2 separate regions of the Mus musculus genome follow, and region 1 is linked to region 2. The links are chromatin loops, found by intact Hi-C in ENCODE. Cell type or tissue: gastrocnemius. All regions are shown on one strand.

Region 1 (2,500 bases), 60 kb before region 2:
GAAGCAAATGGGTCAGGATGGAGTGCCCAGAAGATTAGAGTCTGACATGGTAGCCTGGACATATTTGTGTGTAAGAAGAATGGGCCCAGGTGAGACTGCAAAGGATTATGAACAGGACAGGTGATGAGGCTGGAGGACAGAAAGGGAAGGCCTCAAAAAGGCAGGAGTGACCAAGAGCATGAAGACCCGTCCCACATGGCTGTATTCACCACCGAGCACCCTAGACCCCTAGCCAAGACCTTCGAAGAACAAGGCCAGCCTCTAGGCTGAGAGGCAGCACCAACATCAGCTCATGGCAGCCTCAGTCCCAGCTGCCTCCTAACCACAGCAGCTGCTTGGCATGTGGTCCCCAGACAGTGAGCCGCTCACTCTCTAGCCATCAGGGTGATGTCGCAGTACTCTGCTGCACTCTACAGTAGCCCTGTAACCAGGGCCAGCTGCACCTAGGGGCCATGGAGGCCACAGACACAGAGGTCTGGAGGAAGCTTCTAGCACAGCTGCCCCAGCAGCCAAGGAAAGTATACATGGACAGGCGCCACAGCTCCCCAGTACACCAGGGTTATTTGTAGCTTATGCACTTTGAAATCTTCAGGGTAAATTCAGAAAGATTAAGCAAGAGGCTACCCACATGATAAAAAGCCACAGCTCCACTGCCCTGTGACCCAAGAAGTGTTTCATAGCCGGTCTGCAATTGGGCTTTCTATCTGTCAAGTGGCCATATCAGCAATACAAGCTGGCACGGGCTTGGCTCCTAGTCCTTGGGAGGCTGTGACAGAAGGACTGTGAGTTCCAGGCCAGTGGGCATGACACAACCTTCTTACTGGCTCCTCTGAGGACAGGATGGAGAGCAAATGGGTCAGGATGGAGTGCTGCCCTTATGACTCCAGCAAGACTCCAGTCGCTGGCCAGCAGGAAGACCCAGCACATTCATGGAGATGAAGGAAGCAAAACAGTAGCCTAAACCTCTACAGTGGCTTCTCGAATCACCACCAGGAATACATGCTCAGGGCTCAGATCCACAGAGGCCTCTTCTTGCACAAGCACAGACACAAGCACCCCTGGGAGAACACCCCACCTGTAGACAGGCTAACCATAATCCACCTTTTGCTGAGGCACAGCAATGCCATAAGGGTCCCAAGGCTGGACCTTGCCTCTCAGCCTCTGCCTAACAGCGTTTTCTCTTCTGCACCATGGAACAGCTCTGCATCTGGTCTTCACTGTCACCTTGCCAAATGTGGAAGCAGCCATTAGGGACATGGATGGACACCTGCCACTCAGTTCTTCCACTTACAACAACATTCTAGCACCAGCACACGTATGCATGAGATGTACATGAGGACATCCACACAGCTTCTTTAGAGCAGACATGTCACCGTCCTCAGCGTGTCCATCAAGACAGGGTTTATACCACTGTGCCACAGAAAATGACACCACACACCTGAGAGCCAGGGGGCTGCCTCTAGAGAGTGTAATAGGGCACGGGCTACAACTGTGCCTGTCAGGATTCAGAAATGAAGTCAGCAAAACCATCTCTGCATGCCAAGGCCTCAGGGAGGGGACAGGAAGAGCACAGAGGACCCTGGGTGCTGCCCAACTTCTGTATGTGTTCTGTAGGCTAGTATGCATGGCATAGCCCATGTGCCCATACATGCAGGACACCCTCCTGACATTGCTGCTGCACTGTCACTAGCAGCAATGCACCCACAATACCCACTGGCCATGACAGATACTCAACCTCACATGGTGACAACTGTGCACCATCATCAAGACTTTCTTTCTGCTCTAGTTTTCTATAAACCTCAAACTTCCCACAAATAAAATCTATTCTTAAAATGGCCTTTGATGTGGGATGATCAGGTCTTTAGGAAGGGTAGGGGTCAGTCCTACCTCAACTGTCCCAAAGGATTAAACATACTCCCTTCTGATCAGGGCTCCCCAGTGTGGGGGTCCAGACTCAGGCACTTTGAGATATAGGAAACCTCCAGCCATGTGCCCTGGAAGCTCCTGCTGAGAGGCAGAGTCCAACGGGATCCCAAGAGGGTGGGGACAAATCTTTGGAAGGGAAGAGAGGGGAAATAGTGGCAGTAGCACACATGGTCAGCAAGGCCATTGCACCTACCTCAAGATCATCAAGGGAGCGCGTGATGCTGAATCTCCTAGATCTTCCAAAGGACCTGCGAGCTGAGGTGCGCTGAGACGTCTGGGCCAGGGCAACTCCCCGCCCCAATTTTGAACTCTAAAAACAAAGAAAAAGATGTGTTAGGTTACCCTCCTGGGAAGACACTATCTGTTCTGTCCTTTGTGCTCCACTGAAGGAAGAGCCAAGCCCAGCAGCACTGTGGGAGGGTCACTTGAAGTCATTGTTCAGTATACTTTAATTAAAATATTTACCACAAAATATGCAAACAATTGCAAGAGTCCCCCCAGGATCTTTAGCTATCTGTTGTTAGCTACCAACTGTGTGCCCTAGATGATAAGGCCCACCCTGCTTTCCCACCGC
Region 2 (2,500 bases):
GAAGAGACTTGCTTTCACTGTGCCTGACAGGCTCCTACATGGGCATCTAGGCAGTAGTCCCTACCTCAGCCCCACCTGATTTATATAGGTTAGAGTCCAGGGAGGCCCAAGATGGGCAAGTAGTATGCTGAGACATAAGGTGCAGGGTTACAAAGGAGGTGGAGGCCCTGATACTGCCTTGATGGCTGTTCGTGTGGTGAGGTCCTTGCTGAGAGGTCACCCTCTTCTCAGAGGCCTGCCAAGCTTTACTGAAGCCGGTCCTCATAGGGCCCAGCCTTCTCCCCATTGACTCTGCTTCTCTTGTTTAACTAATGCAACCCCCTGGGTGTCAGGTTGTGTGGGTGCTGGGAAGCCAGGCAAGTCAGAGCTAGACCTTGCCTAGCCATGCCGGCCTGAAGGACACAGATGTTGACCTTCAACATGGGGAGAAGCATAAGCACAGCCCTGACGGAAGGGGCAAACCGAGCTGAGCTGAGGAGGCCCCTCAGCTGAGGAAAAGTGGCTGCAGTCAGAGGGTAACTTCAATGTCCTGAGCAGGGCTAGTCCTCAAGAGACACAGCAGTGTTGGGGTGGGGACAGGCAAAACATCAAGAGGAAGGGTTAATATGCCCACAGGGCTAGGCAGGGACCTCAGGCTGAGGAGGCAGCAGAGCAAGAATGTAGAATGTGGAATCCGCAGAGGGGAAAGTTACCACAGGGCATCAATAGCTAACATCTGGAAGGCAAGTCACAAATGAGACTACATGGACCTAAGACCCTCATGCTAGGCTGGCTGTTGTGGACACACAGTCTAGTCTGATCCTAGACTCTCTGGGCCCAGTACTCTATTGGTAGTCATGCCTGGTCTCCAAACAACTAGTTAAAACTCTCTGGTCAGCAGAACAACAGTGGTCTTTGTTGGCTTTCCCCCTGCCTGATCAAAGATAGGAAGAACTTAGACTGGAGAAAGCAATGTCTCTGGGCTTCCTGTGTCCACTGTAAGGAGCATAGTCAGTAACTTACTGGGTAGGGGGAGTGACCTGAGTTTCAATCCAAAATTAGAAATGAAAAGGAGGCAGAGGGTTGCCCCTGGAGGTCTTGCTGTCATTTCATAGGTTCAGGTGAATGTCAGGCTTCCTCTCTGAACCTTGGGAGTCATTTTGGGACTTCCTACTGCTGAGCTAGCAGACAGATACCCACGATTGTTCCATTTCTCCTAAAAGAGTACCCAGAAGGTCTGCAAAAACTCCTCTTCCTGCCAAAGTCAGATAGATACTGAGCATGCCAGGCATACTACTGGCCTGCTGGTTCATTGCTGCCCCCTAGTGCTGAGCATGGAACCTGGGTCTGGTTCTCAGAGCTCAGTGCCTAGAAATTACCTCCTTCCTCCAGGAAGGACCCCCTGTTCTTTAGGCTCAGAAGATTGATCCTTGAGGAGCAAGGAACTAGGAACCTGCCCTACTGCCTCCACAGACAGCATCTCCAGCTAACAAGGAAAGACAAGACAAGCACAACCTGGGGCCTAAAAACTCAGTATGTATATACTAGGCTGGCCCTGTCTCTGCCTCCCGAGTACTGGAATTAAAAGTGTATTGTCACTATGCTTAGCTTCAAGCTGCTAGCTTTTAAACCTAGCTCTGTGTGACCTTAGCAATGGATTCCAGCCTCAGTGTCCTCATCTCTAAAATAACAAGAGCCGGCTAAATGACTATAAATGACTTAGCAAAATGTTGGCCTAAGGGATATGGGGAGATCCTAGGTCCTCATCCGCCATCTCTTAGTCCTTTCTACAAATTTCCTTAGAGTGTCTGGAGTGTTCAAAGCCAGACCAGTGGCTATCTGTTGGCTAATGGATATCACTGCCATTACTCAAGGTCCTATAGTTAGATGGCTGAAGAGGAAAGATCTATAACAGCTGCTTGCCCAAGTTCCAGGATATAGAAGGCACCAGAGCCAGCCTGGCAGGAGCTACTCCATACCAACATAACACTTTGGTTGACACCTAGATGGGGGTAAGATGGGCTCCCACCTCCTCTTCTCAGGCATGTGGGCATCAGCAGTCCCAGGTACAAAGTGGCCTTTGTGGAGGCACCTCCTAGAGCAGAGTCCTTGCCTGGCTTCCATGGACAAGAATGAACAGGTGTTTGTCCAAGCCTCAGCTGCCCCTACCTAGGGTGGGACATTTCCTATTTCTATTCAGGGTAGAGTTCCATACCTTGACACAGCTGCATGGCCTGCTAGGACCCTCAGTTGTCACAGGATGAGAAGGCAGGAGGCTGAGGACTAGGTCCCCAGTAGAACCTGAAGGGAAAGGGGGCAGGTCAGCTTTAGAAAGTATCTCTTAAGAGAGGCCAGGCACTCTGAATGGGGTCAAGACTGGTTCTGTTGTGAGCTGGCGAAACCTACTTAGGCTCCCTGGGTTTGGTTTCCCCTCTACATAATGAGTGTGGGGCAAATCTGAAACTTGTATTTATGGAACCTGTTCAGGATGCAAGAAACCAGGCCTGACTAGGGTGATAGC

The links. Peaks named below come from ENCODE experiments on the same cell type or tissue, not always from the same donor. Only the 100,000 strongest peaks of a DNase experiment are listed, where the experiment ranks them.
Region 1: it touches region 2 in a loop (2.5-fold over the local background); 12 of 42 quality-filtered maps call a loop at or near these places.

The regions. Positions count from the first base shown.
Region 1 is chr5:34,974,953-34,977,452 of GRCm38, reverse strand. Rgs12 (regulator of G-protein signaling 12) reads right to left here. Exons shown (of 17, transcript NM_173402.2): 3 at 2,120-2,236. Among named protein-coding and RNA genes, the nearest start is that of Rgs12, 27 kb to the right of the region's middle. In gastrocnemius, no CTCF peak of the experiment used is centred here; DNase peaks (open chromatin) are centred at 762 and 1,209; H3K27ac peaks cover 317 bases.
Region 2 is chr5:34,914,798-34,917,297 of GRCm38, reverse strand. It overlaps Msantd1 (Myb/SANT-like DNA-binding domain containing 1), which reads right to left and starts at 1,383. Exons shown (of 3, transcript NM_207277.1): 1 at 1-1,383. In gastrocnemius, a CTCF peak has its summit at 1,305 (motif pointing left); a DNase peak (open chromatin) is centred at 1,295.